2 separate regions of the Homo sapiens genome follow, and region 1 is linked to region 2. A link is a contact called in ENCODE Hi-C or POLR2A ChIA-PET data. All regions are on one chromosome and are shown on one strand. Each heading gives the region's core, a stretch centred on a gene start or an enhancer-like site at or near the end of the contact. The rest is flanking DNA. Distances are from core to core; before and after follow the strand shown. Region 1 holds the start of CXCL17 (C-X-C motif chemokine ligand 17). Region 2 has its middle 32 kb from the start of DEDD2.

Region 1 (6,459 bases), core at 2,763-5,262, 260 kb after region 2:
ATAAATAAATAACTGAACAAATAAATAAATAAGGAAGAGGCTAGGCATGGTGGCTCACGCCTGTAATCCCAGCACTTTGGGAGGCCAAAGTGGGGGGATCACTTGAGGCCAGGAATTAGAGACCAGCCTGGCTAACATGACAAAACCCCGTCTCTACTAAAAATACAAAAATTAGCTGGGTGTGGTGGTGTCTGCCTGTAGTCCCAGCTACTCAGGAGGCTGAGGTGGGAGGATCGCTTGAGCCCAGAAGGTGGAGGCGGCAGTGAGCCAAGATCACACCACTGCACTCCAGCCTAGGCAACAGAGCAAGACTCTATCTCAAAAAAAAAAAAAAAAAAAAAGAAAAAGAAAAAGGAATAACTCTTTCTTATGGCAGAATTCCGATTAAATAAATGTAGAAGGAACAATGGAAGTAGAAAATCACTATTTGGCCAACACCACAGTAATAATTCTTTATAGGAAACAATCATCCATAGATTCTAAAAGTTAATATTAAAAGTATGATGATGCCATAACTGGTGAATAACAAGAAAAAAAAAAGTATGATGAGAAGAAACAGGCTATTTACATATTTCCAAAGTGTCTCTCCACAAGATACTTATTAATTACAATAAGATGAATAGTAACTTTACAGTAGAGAAACCTGGCAGACACCACCTGAACCAAGTGCTTAAAGTGAACCTCATCAGTAATGAGAGATATCGACATCCTGGGGCTCTTGCTGGGATGTCCAGAGAAGGATACATCACTTCTGAAGTATTCTTGCCCAAAATGTGTAGCCGGAAATATCAGACAAACCCATATTCAGGGGGCATTCTACAAAACAACTGGCTAGAACTCTTCAAAAGTGTCAAGGTCCTGAAAGAGAGGGAAAGACTGAGAAACTATCCCAGGTTGGAGGAGACCTAGGAGATCTGACATTTTATTCAGTGGGATCCCAGATTGGAGTCTGGAGCAGAAAAAGGACATGAGTGGGATGATTAGCAAGATTTGAACATTTGTAGATTAGTTAATATTATGGTATCAGTGCTAATCTCCTGGTTTTGATAATTGTATTATGGTTACATAAGATATTGTTTGAAAACAATTGGATGAAGGCTGTACTGGAACTCTATTTTTACAATATTTTTCAAAGTCTGAAAAATGAAAAGTAAGAAAAAGTAAGAAATGCATTAGATTTGTGAGGACAAATGAGATAGTAAGTGTGAAGTGATTAGAACAATGCTTGTGATATAGGAGTTCTTAATGTGTCTGATATTATAAGTAATTTTATAATTAAATAATATTATAATTAATGAATAATCTGTTATTTTAAGTAATTTATTTCCTAATGACCTCATATATTCTCACTTATTTCTATTTCCCTTAACCCTGTGAAAAGCATATTGAGCATGTATGTGATTAAGAGATAAAATAAGATTAGACTTTATTCTGAGATTTATTTTGGGGATGGAGGAGCTATTATTTCCTTTAGCCACTAAGTAGCTCAGACTCAGGCCTGCACTGCAAAACTTTGCTTGGCTGGGAAACAAGATTTGAGCCCGGCCGCCACCCACTCGACGTGGTTTGTGATGGCGCCCCCTGGTGGCGCAGGGAGCTTTCCCCAGTTCCTCACCCTCGTGCTTTAGGAGCGACTTAGAAACTACTCAGTCCATTTATTAAACCCTTTCTAGGACACGCTGCGGATCATTTAATCTTCACAAGTGTGTGTGACAAGTGGTATTTTCTTCATTTTAAGATGATAAAACTGAAACTCAAAAAAGTGAGGCGACTTGTCTAGGGTTGCAAAGTGTGTGGCAGAGCCAGGATCTAGGTCCCCCTGACTTCCAAGCTGAGTGTAAAGGTCTAGGTGAGTCTAAAAGTGTGGCCATGCAGAGAAGTATTGGTGTAGAGCAGTGGTTGTTGACCAAGGGTGGTTCCCCCTCCGGGGTCATTTGGCGATGTCTAGAGATATTTTTGGCTGCCATAACAGGGGTTTGGATGAGGGAGAGGGGAGGCTGCTATTGGCATGTAGGGGAGAGAGGCCACGCGGATGCTGCTGAACATCTCACAATACACAGAACAGCCCCCACCGCAAGGAACTGTTCAGCCCAAATGTCAGTAGAGCTGCTATGAAGCCCTGGTTTGATTTAGCAACCTGAGGATGCATTCTTGCAGTTAGCTAATGTTTGCTGAGTACTGAGCTGGATAGCGTGAGGGATATGGAAACAGTGCACCAGTCTGTGTCACCAAGTAGTTTGCAGCCTAGAAGGACAGGGGGTGGGGGCAGGAAAGGCACATGAAGGCCCTCAATATAAGGCAGCAGATGATAAGTGCAAGAAGAGAGTGTCCAGCAGGGCTAAGCCAGCGCTCAGGAGGGAGACCACATGTCTGGCTGTGGGAGGAACTGAAGGAAGCTGTGGGAAGGTGGTTTTGAGCTGGGTGTGTGAGCAAAGTTGAACTGGTGGAAAAACACAATACCTGTTCAGGGAAGGGCAAACAGGTTAGTTTGGTTGGAGAAATAGTATTTTTAGTGAGTAGAGGGAGGTACACTAGAAAGGCAGGTTGGGGCTACAGCTTTGAATCCAGGCAGAGGACTCTAGCCTGGGTGTCTGTCATAGTGATGGAAAAGTCTTCCCTTTCAGAACAGTGGTCTAGGCCCTAGGGCTATGGGGCTTAACAGCTTCCAGAGCACTCTCTCTACAAAGGAGGGGATGTTGGAAATTGGGGTGGAGAAGGGAGAATGCCTCCTGATTTTAGGACCAAGTTGATGCTGAGTATGTAACATAGCCATTTCACCTCAAAGTGGCCTTTGGGGAGATGGTGCTCACAAGCGGAAATATACATGGGGATCAGGTCTTTTCTGCGTGGTTGCTCTGTGCAGGGCTGGGCCACTTTATAGTGAAAGCTGGAGCAGATTTGGAACCCCTAAGCTAAAGTCGGCTTCCCAAAATGTGAGCTGTTACAGCAGGGCTTGCTATGGATAAAGCTTCAAATATGGACACTACCTGGTGACAGGCTTTTTCTAGTTTATTACGTTACCAGTAAATAGCATTAAGACATGTTGGTGGCATTCCAGTGCACTGTAAAGAATAGAAGCAAGGACTTCCTGATCTTCTATAAAGGTACCATTGCCTTCAACACTCTCCCACCATCATCATTAAGTTTAGCCATGAGAATTATGTTACTCTTTTGGAAAAGTGTTGGGGGAGAAGGCATGGGAGCAAATCTTTGTTGAGCTAGTATATACATACATACGTACGTGTGTGTGAGGGGGATCAGCTACAATTGCAGATATCTTCTTTTCTTTTCTTTCCTTTTTTTTTTTTTTTTTTTTTTGAGATGGAGTCTCACTCTGTCACCCAGGCTGGAGTACAGTGGTGCCGTCTCGGCTCACTGCAGCCTCCACCTCCTGGGTTCCAGCAATTCTCTGGCCTCAGCCTCCTGAGTAGCTGGGACTACAGGTGCGTGCCACCAGGTCTGGCTAATTTTTTGTATTTTTAGTAGAGATGGAGTTTCACCGTGTTAGCCAGGATGGTCTCGATCTCCTGACCTTGTAATCCGCCCTGCCTTGGCCTCCCAAAGTGCTGGGATTACAGGAGTGAGCCACCGCGCCCGGCCAGTTGCAGATATTTTCACATACAATATCTCGTTTAACTCTCTCAACATTGTTTGGGTGTAAGTACAGTTTGCTGTTTTTTTGTAAAGGAGGAAACTGGCATTGAGAAAGGCTCACTTGCCCCATCCCCCATAGCTAAGAGAAGCTGCATTTTGATGTGTCTGTGGCCTGTTTTGCCACATTTCTCCCCCCGTTTTCCCCTTCATAGACAGTCTTGTTTACCTGGATTCAGGCTGCTAGAGACCATGGACATCAGCATTAGTGGCAGCAACAGGAGGAGGGAAGAGATTAGAACTTTCATCGCAACTGTCGGTGCAGCTGTAAGTTGCTTGAAGAATATAATGGAAGGTTCCCTGCTGGAGGCTCCTGATCCCTGGGGATGACTCAGGTCAGGATACTCAGCCTGGTGGTCTATGCTTTAGTCCCAGGCCAGCGTTCCCATTTGAGGGCGAGAACAGGTGAGGTGACGCTGTCTTGCTGTTACGTAACAGATTAGACCATGTGCTTTATGGGAATCTGGGAGGTGAAACTGGTCAAACAAAAGAAATTCAGCATTCTTAAGAACATAAGAAGGTGACTGATAACTTGGCAGCTGTGCCAGTTCTCTCCTGTACTCTTTCCCGCCTCCTCACACCCCAATGCCTCATGATTTCTTCCTCAAATCTTTTTTTCTTGCTTGGATTTCCTTATACCTTTCAATGACCCTCTCTATCTGAATATTTGGCAGGAAAGTGGATACTAAGTGTTGGTAGAAGAGACTTTGACAAGGTCTGTTTCCCCTCTGTGCTCCTGCTCCCATCCTTGGCAAAATATCGGCAATAGTAGTGTTGTTGCCTGGGAAGTTGCCCTGTCCTCTCTCTGTTCACAATTCCCTCCAATTCTGCAGCCACATAAGATGGCAGCAGAGCAGGATCCGGGACAAGAGGCAGCTCCCCTGCCGAGAACACCGCCCCTGGAGCAGTGGGTGACACCAGGCCTCCTTGTGTGTCCATCGGGAAGGTGGCCATGGCTTAGTTGTTCTGGTCTAAAGGGGAGGGAACTGGGTTGGGGGAAGAGACCCCCAGAGCTTTAGGTCTCAGAGGGTTTGAGAAACAGGAGCCACAGGAGGGAAGGAGCCCTGAAGTGTGTTTGCCCAGCTGCTGGGGCGCCTGGCTCCAGCCCTTGTTTGGAAATGGCCCCGGGCAAAAGAAGAAAGGTAATAATACTTGAAGTAAACATTAGGGGCATAGAATATCAGCACTCACTAAACTTGACATTTATTTGAGACTTTAGGAAATGTGCTCAAAGGGAGAGGAGAGGCTGGGCTTGAATGCTGGGTGATATTCATGGGGGCTGAAGGGAAGGCTAACAAGGGAGCCCTTTTTTTGGAAGCCTCCAGGCAGGAGTGAGAGCAGGGGGTGTGACTTTATTTCCCTGAGAGAAGGAAAGAGGAAAGGCATGAGTCAAAGCCCTTTGGTTTTGTTTGACCATTCTTTTTTCTCCACGTTTTCAAATTATCTCGGCCTGTTGACTTGTCACAGAGTTGATTGTGGACTTTGCTACTGCAGTGTTTATAAAGCACTGCAGGGGCCAGGGACTGCTATGACTGAGCCTGTGTCCAAGTTGAAGGCTCAGGGTGGGCCTAAGCTTGTTCTGATGCAAATCACTGATGTGGCTTCTTTCTGGAAAATTCTAAAACCAGGGAGATGACATCCATTTCATAAAGCCTAGAGATATGGGTGCAGTCATCTCTCAAAGTGGCAGGAGTGCAGGGGGACTGAGAGGGACTTGGTTGGGTGGAACTTGAGCTGGAGTTGGGGGAGGATTTGGGTTGGTGGAGGGCAGAGAGGAGGGCCGTGCAGAGCAGGGGCGTGTTGTAGGAGAGGTGCCTCCTGGAGCTCATTGGATGGGGATTTTAGAGGACAGGAGCTGTTCGTGTTCATTTTTGTATTGCTTGAACTTACACAGGGTCTGGCACTTTGGGAGTATTCTATAAATGACTGTTGAATGGAATGATTGTTTTGTAGCCCATTAACTGGGCCTGATGTATTAGAAAGTGTGCGAAAATGTAGCCCATTAGCAGAAAGAAAATCTTACTGAAAAACCATCCCATGTACAAATGGAGCCTGGTGCGGCCACTTTACTTATGCTGCTGAGTTCTGCATCAGTCCACACCCAGGCCACCGCAGGGGCCGGGAGCTCCTCCTCAGACCTACCTCCCGTGCCTCAGTCTCTTTACCCCTCTGTTCTTCCAGGTCCTGCTCCCTCTGGTTTCCCCTCCATGCACTTGGGGTGGGTGTTGCATCCTGTGTCCCATTGGAGGGGGCTTCCGGTCTGTTAGGTCTATTAATATAAAACACCCCCAAGACAAATGGACTTTTTTCTTGTTAACATCACAACTTCTTATGATGCATCTCAAGAACATTATTTGTGTCAAGAGTCTCTCTGATGTACAGAGGCCCTCCATTCCTCAGGAGGAGGTAAGGGGAATTTGGGAGAAAACACCGCCCTGCCTGGGTTACTTATTTCCCTATTCTACAGTGTACTTGGTAGACATTCAAAAATATTTGTTGACTTTGTCCATGATCCACATGGCTCTCATATAGTCATTTATTCACACATACATTCAGTGAGACTTTGAGCGCCTAGTGTGTGCCTGGTATTTACTAGATGGTGGATGCTGAGATCAGGTGTGCTGCTGTCTCTGAGGAGCTCTCACTATACAGTGGCACCTAGGGTGACCGAATCCACCTGCCCCACTTTACAGACATGGAAATTAAAGTGCAGGGAAGTTATAGGATTAGTTCAACAACACAGTCAGTAGCCTCAAAGTTACAGGAGTAAATCAAGTTTTCTGACTTGCTGGATTTTCTATTAGTGTG
Region 2 (7,010 bases), core at 829-3,328:
GGAGGAAGGGAGGTGAATGGTGAGCAGAGCAGAGTGAGGGTATCAGGAAGAGTGAAGGGGACTGGGGAGAGGAGAAAGGAGATGGGAGAAGGAGATAAAGACCGAAGGGAAAGAAATAAGAAACAGACAGAGGCTTTTCTGGTCTGAATGAAATTTAGAGGTTGCCCCAGTGGCCTCCTATGGGAAGGTGTTCGAGTCGGAGGATGAAGGTGAAGCAAAAGAGAGAAAGGAAGAGGAATCACAACCTAGCTCCCTAGGATGGGGCAGCCAGCTGTCTCCATCATCCTAGAAGGGGCCCAGAGACAGGGACCCGGAGGCACAGACAGAGAGGTATGCAGAGCTGGACTGAGATGTGGAGTCATCTGAAGTGGGTAGGGTCCTGGGACAGGCAGGAGGAGGAGTGGAGAGACTTGCAGGCTCAGGGAGGCCAGGGCTCAGTGGTGTGGAGACTTCCAAAGACCAGGAGGAGGCTGGAGCAGGCAATGGAGCAGGGCCCTGAGACCACAAGCGGGGAATCGAAGACCAGGTAAAGGGAAGCAGGTTAGAGAAGGGCAGAGAAGTGAGGGCCTGCTGAGCAGAACCAGCCAAAGTAAATGGAGGAGCAGCTGGAGTGGGATGAAAAGGCCATGAGGCATCTTGCAGATGGGTCCTGCCTTATGCACACCCGGGTTCAGAAGCTCTCCCAGGCTGACTCTCCCCAAGCATTCAGTTTGGTTCCATTTAAGACATGCATACTGAATACTATCACGAATTAGCACTATGCTGTAAGCTGAAGAAACAAATGCAAATGAGACACAACTCTGCCCTCATAGAGACCCTCATCTGAAGTTGTTGGTGGGGGAGGGAATGAACAATAAATACACAGTTACTGATACACACAGCAACACAGAAGTACCTCAAAACCAAAGTGAGAGATGCAGAAGACCACACACTGTAGGATTCCATTTACATGAAATTCTAGACAGCAAAACTACTGTGACGGAAAAGCAAATGAGTGGTTGAAAAGGGCTGCAGTGGAAGGAGGGGACTGACAGCAAAGGCGCCGGAGGGAACTTTTTAGGGTAATGGAAATGTTTTGTAACATGATTGTGGTGGTGGTTACACAACTGTGTGTGTGTGTAAACTCATTAAACTGTACATTTACAACTGGTGAATTTTATTGCATGCAAATTATATCACAATAAAGCTGATTGCAAATAAATAAATAAATAATTACCAGCCAGAATATTCAAGACTCAAGATAGGGCTCTATGGGAGCCAAGAGGAGGTGGATGGGGCAGTGACGGAAGGCTTCTGAGAAGAGGTGATGCCTGAGATAAGACCTGAAGGATAAACAGGAGGCAGGATGGAGAAAGCGTTCCCATGGAAGAAGAGCTTTCACATGGAAGCAGGTGAGAACTGAAAAAAGTTCACTATGTTTTGAACACAGAATGGAGAGTAAGACTATCAAGAAGTGAGTGCAAAGAAAATCAGGGTTCAAAATACAAATCCATTGCTATTCGAAGTACCATGTTGAATAAAACCCACCTGCACCTGAAAAGGCCCAGAGAGAAGGAAACTATGAGACACGACTGGGGATTTTTTTTTTTTTTTTTTTTTTGAGACAGGGTCTCTCTCCTCCCTCTGTCATCCAGGCTGGAGTGCAGTGGCACAATCACAACTCACTGCCACCTCGACCTTCTCCTGCCTCAACCTCCTGAGTAGCTGGGACGACAGGCGTGCACCACCACAACCTGCTAATTTTTGTATTTTGTGGTAGAGACAGGTTTTTGCCATGTTGCACAGCCTGGTCTTGAACTCCTCGGCTTAAGCGATCTACTGGCCTTGATCTCCCAAAGTGCCAAGATTACAGGCATGAGCCACCGCTCTGGGCCAAGACTGGGGATTTCTAATTGGCCTCCTGTCTGCCCCACAGAAAGGTCTCCTTCCTGCCGCCCTTCCCAGAACTTCCTCCCTGCTCTTTTCACATGGGGATGTCTCTCTCCATTAGGAAGCAGCCTCTGCTCTGGACCTATCCCCCAACCCTGCCCACATCTCCAAGAGTTTGTGGGCCCCAGTGAATCCCTCCAACCTGGATTCCATGTGGCCACTGCCCCCTGGTGGCTGAAGTGATGCATGACTAAGGACGAAGGGACACCTCCAAGTCCAGGCCCAGCATGCCCTTCCAGAGGCCAGTCCAAGGCACTCCCACTACTGCCCCCCAAGACACACCCTTGTCCCTGACAGTCTCCTCCTTGCTAAATCCTACAAGCACTTTTCAGTCCTATCTGACTCTCCTCTGCAGCATGCAGCCACAAATATCTTTTCAAAATCCTCTTGGCATCTAAGAAACCTCACTCTCTTGGTTCTCCAGCTCTGTCTGGGCTGCTCTCCCAGGGTGAATCATCCCCTCCCACAACTGCTTTCTCTATGCTGGTAATCCCTAAATTTGTCTCCAGTTTAGCCCTCTCTCCTAAGCTTCACATCAGGATACCCAGCCACCTCCTAGAGGTTCCAAAAATACCTCAAAATCAACATGTCTAATCTAATCATGTCATCTTCTCTACCATGCCCCTAGACCTTGGTTCCCACTCCCCATGGTGATACTCCATCCAATCTAGCATTCAAGTCAGAAAAATTGTCCCTGTCCTTGACACCTTCCTCTTCCTCATATTCACATCCAATCAGGATTGAAATCCCATCCAGTTCATTTACTTCATTAATATTAAAATTTTAAACCATATGAAATTGACAATATCACCCAGCTTTTTCTTACAAAATGGGAATTTCATAGAGTTCAACCGAGTATTTCTCAAATCCATCTCCTCCTCTCTTCCCTGCTCCCAGTGTCCTAGTTCAGGCCTCCACATCTCCTGCTTGGCCCATGAATCTCCTTACTACCTGGCCTCCCAGTCTCCCCTCTTGCCCCCTTTCTAGTCTATCCTCCACACTGGCTACTGGGGTAATGTTTCTACAATATGGCTCTGATCAAATCACTCCCCTGCTTCAAACTCTTACTTCCTGTTGCACACAGGACAAAAGCCAAACTCCTTAGTCAGCTTTTCAGACCCTTCACAGTAACTGGCTCCCCTCCCTCTACAGGGAGCACCACTATGCATCCTGTACTGCAACCACACCAAACCACCACCACTTCCTTGAATCTGCCCTTAACCTCTTGGCCTTTGTACTTGCAGTTCCCTATAACTGGAATGCCCTTCTCACTCTTGTCCCCCTGGCTAACTTCTATTTGACTCCAAGAACCAACTTAAAATCATATGTTAATGTAAACCTCCAGTTCATCCATTCATCCATCCAATACACACAGCTTGAGTATCTATACTTGTATGACCTCCATAGAAGGTACCGGGGACACAAAGGGGAATAGGACACAATTCCTGCCATCAAGAAAGCTCACGGTCCAGTAAGAGACACAAATGCATATATAAATCACAACACTATAGTGTGCTAGGACACAAAACTAGACTGGGAAAATTGAATTTTACTTATTTTTGAGATGCCGTTTCACTCTGTTGCCCAGGTTGGAGTGCAGTGGCACTATTATGGCTCACTGCACACTCGAACTCCTGGGCTCATGTTATCCTCCTGCCTCGGCCGCCCCAGTAGCTGGGACTATAGGTGCGCACAACTACACCCGGCATTTTCTTGAATTTTAAAGGGGACTGGGACGCCGAGGCGGGTGGATCATGAGGTCAGGAGATTGAGACCATCCTGGCTAACACAGTGAAACCCCATCTCTACTGAAAATACAAAAAAAAAAATTAGCCGGGTGTGGTGGCGGGCGTCTGTAGTCCCAGCTACTTGGGAGGCTGAAGCAGGAGAATGGTGTGAACCCGGGAGGCAGAGCTTGCAGTGAGCCGAGATTGCGCCACGGCACTCCAGCCAGGCTACCCTGGCTGGACAGAGCGAGACTCCATCTCAAACAAAAACAAAAACAAAAAAAGAATTTTAAAGGGGAAATAGTCCTTCTGAAGGAGTCATTAAAATTGGAGGGAAGCATGAACAAGAGCACACAGGTGAGGAAGAGTAGGTTGTGTGCAGGGAGGCAGTTGGGATTGCTAAAGCATAAACCATAAGAGAAAAATGCTGCTGGAGAGGCTAGATGGGGCCCAATCATTAAGTATCTTTTGATCTAGGAGGCCATGGGGAGCCGCTGATGGGTTTTCATCAAGAGCAGCTTTGCATTTTTGAGAATATGAATCTGAGAGGACAAGAATGAAAGCAGGAAAAACCAGGAAGCTATTGCAATAGCCTAGGCAAGAGATGCTAATGGCCAGTATTGACATTGGTATCAGGGACATGAAGGAGGCAACAGGTTTAAAAAACCCGGAGGTAACTCAAGTCAGCAGGGCTTTATGTTTGGATATGAGCGTCAGGGAGAGGGTGGTGCCAAGGATGATGCCCACGTTTCTCACTTGGATGCCCGGATGGATGGAGGTGACATTCATTGAGACAGGAGAAAATAGGAGGAGGCACAGAACTTATTCGACAAAGTTCTTTCTTGAACCTCTTATATCTGAGGTGCCTATGAGACATGTCCTGGATCCAGCAAAGAGTTATATTAGTTCTTCAGTCTATATTGGGATACAGTTGTGTGCAGTGTCATAGAGAGAGGTCTCTGGGCTGAAGATCTGGACATCATTAGCATAGAGTTGATAGCTGAAATCACGAGTCGATGATGTCCCTCAAGAAGAATACGCCGAATGTGAAGAGCTCTAAGCCCAGAAAAGAGCCCAGGAGAAGTGCCACATTTCAAAGGTGGGCAGAGGTCAGGTGCAGTGGTTCACGCCTGTAATCCCAGCATTTTGGGAGGCCGAGGCGGGCGGATCACCTGAGGTCAGGAGTTCAACACCAGCCTGGCCAACATGGCGAAACCCCGTCTCTACTAAAAATACAAAAAATTAGTCGGGCGTGGTGGAGGGTGCCTGTAATCCCAGTTACTCAGGAGGCTGAAGCCGAAACAGGAGAATCACTTGAACCCAGGAGGTGGAGGCTACAGTGAGCTGAGATTGTGCACTCCAGCCTAGGTGAGACTCTGTCTCAAAAAAAAAAAAAAAAAAAAACAGGCCAGGTGAGGTGGCTCAAGCTTGTAATCCTAGCACTTCGGGAGGCCAAGGCAGGCAGATCACCTGAGATCAGGAGTTTGAGATCAGCCTGGCAAACATGGTGAAACCCCATCTCTACTAAAACTACAAAAATTAGCTGGGCATGGTGGTGGGCGCCTGTAATCCAAGCTACTTGGGAGGCTGAGGTAGGGAGAATAGCTTGAACCCAGAGGTGGAGGTTGCAGTGAGCCGAGATCATGCCACTGCATTCCGGTCTGACCGACAGAGCGAGACTCCATCACAAAAAAAAAAAAAAAAAAACAGGTGGGCAGAGAAATGAAGTCCCTAAATGGACCACAGAAGAAGCTGTCAGGGAGAAGAGAAGAGAACCATGAGCCTGCTTCATTATGGAGGCTGTGGTAGGCCACCCCTAAGAGGTCCCAGTGACCCCTGCCTCCTGATACTCATGTCCTCGTGTGGTGCCCTCTGCTTGAACGTGGGCTGAACCTTTTGACTTTTTTAAATCATTCTATATTTCATTTCAAAAGTGACTCACTTCTCATGAATAGAATGTGGCAAAAGTGATGGGATATTACTTCTGAGATTAGGTTATAAAAGACTATGGCCTGGTGCAGTGGCTCATGCCTATAATCCCGGCACTTTCGGAGACCAAGGCAGGCAGATCGCTTGAGCTCAGGAGTTCGAGACCAGCCTGGGCAACATAGTGAAACCCCGTCTCTACCAAAAATACAAAAAATTAGCCAGGCGTGGTGGTGCGTGCCTGTGGTCCCAGATACTCAGGAGGCTGAGGTGGGAGGATCACCTAAGTCTGGGAGGCAGAGGTTGCAGTGAGCTGAAACGGTGCCACTGCACTGCAACCTGGGTGACAGAGTGAGACCTTGTCTCCAAAAAAAAAAAAAGAAAAAAAGGGCCGGGTGCAGAGGCTCACGCCTGTAATCCCAACACTTTGGGAGGCCGAGGTGGGTGGATCACCTGAGGTCAGGAGTTTGAGACCAGTATGGCCAACATGGTGAAATCCCATCTCTACTAAAAATACAAAAATTAGCCGGGCGTGGTGGCAGATGCCTGTAATCCCAGCTACTCGGGAGGCTGAGGCAGGAGAATTGCTTGAACCCAGGAGGCGGAGGTTGCAGTGAGCCGAGATTGCGCCATTGCACTCCAGCCTGGGGGACGAGAGAGAGTTCATCTCAAAAAAAAAAAAAAAAAGAAAGAAAGTGAAAGAAAGACAGAGAGAGGGAGGGAGGAAGGGAAGAAGGAAAGAAGGGAGGGAAGGAGGAAGGAAGGAAGGGAGGGAGGGAGGGAAGGAAAGGGAGAGGGAAAGAAAGAGAAAGAAAGAAAAAGAGAGAGGAAGAAAAAAGAAAGAAAGGGAAAGAGAGAGAAAGAAAGAAAGAAAGGGAGAGAGGAAGGAAGGGAGGAAGAGAAGAGAGGAAGGAAGGAAGGAAGGAAGGAAGGAAGGAAGGAAGGAAGGAAGGGAGTTTTGGGTTGATTTAATATACAGAAGCCAAGGAAGGAAAGATTTCTAAAAGAGAGGTACTGGTCGATGGAGTTAAAGCTTTAGATAAAGATGAAAAATGTACTTGGATTTGGCAAGAGAAAGTCCTTAACAAGCTCAATGTGAGTGGTTTCAGTGAGTTGTGACTCAAATGCAAGGTGAAGGCCGGGGCTGGTAAGCAGGAATGGATACCAATGTTTCTGCCCACCCAGCATCCATTTCGCCATCCTCTGTAATGGCTCCCTGACTTTTCACTGAGTAACCATTACCCACGTCCTACTGGATATGCTTCCATGAGACTGTTAGGGCACTCAGCTGTCCACAGGCCAAGGGGAGTCATGGGAGGCCACAAGACTCAAGCTGCACCAGTCAGAAGCTCTCCCTGGAATTTGAATCATGAGCTTATGTGACAGGAGGCCCAAATCTGATTGCAGCTGATTTATGTTGTACCCAGG

The links. A loop is a pair of places that touch in the nucleus more often than their neighbours do. ChIA-PET counts read pairs that join two places held with the same protein, here RNA polymerase II (POLR2A). Pooled maps may share reads with other maps.
Region 1: a pooled map shows a loop between it and region 2 (2.1-fold over the local background). The contact joins the promoter of CXCL17 here to the enhancer-like site in region 2. A Hi-C loop is called at or near these places in 6 of 50 pooled maps. POLR2A ChIA-PET finds 5 or more read pairs at or near these places in 2 of 52 experiments (K562 and activated CD4-positive, alpha-beta T cell).

What each region holds. Positions count from the first base shown.
Region 1 is chr19:42,438,934-42,445,392 of GRCh38, forward strand. CXCL17 (C-X-C motif chemokine ligand 17) reads right to left here and starts at 4,013. Exons shown (of 4, transcript NM_198477.3): 1 at 3,821-4,013. The coding sequence starts at 3,899. All of the region lies in intron 1 of LIPE-AS1 (LIPE antisense RNA 1), which reads left to right. RefSeq lists a silencer at 1,442-1,531.
Region 2 is chr19:42,182,418-42,189,427 of GRCh38, forward strand. It overlaps a transcript of POU2F2 not described here. Among named protein-coding and RNA genes, the nearest start is that of DEDD2, 32 kb to the right of the region's middle. Within about 2 kb of position 2,079, at least 7 of the 41 ENCODE cell types and tissues checked have a DNase peak (open chromatin) inside an H3K27ac peak, as active enhancers do.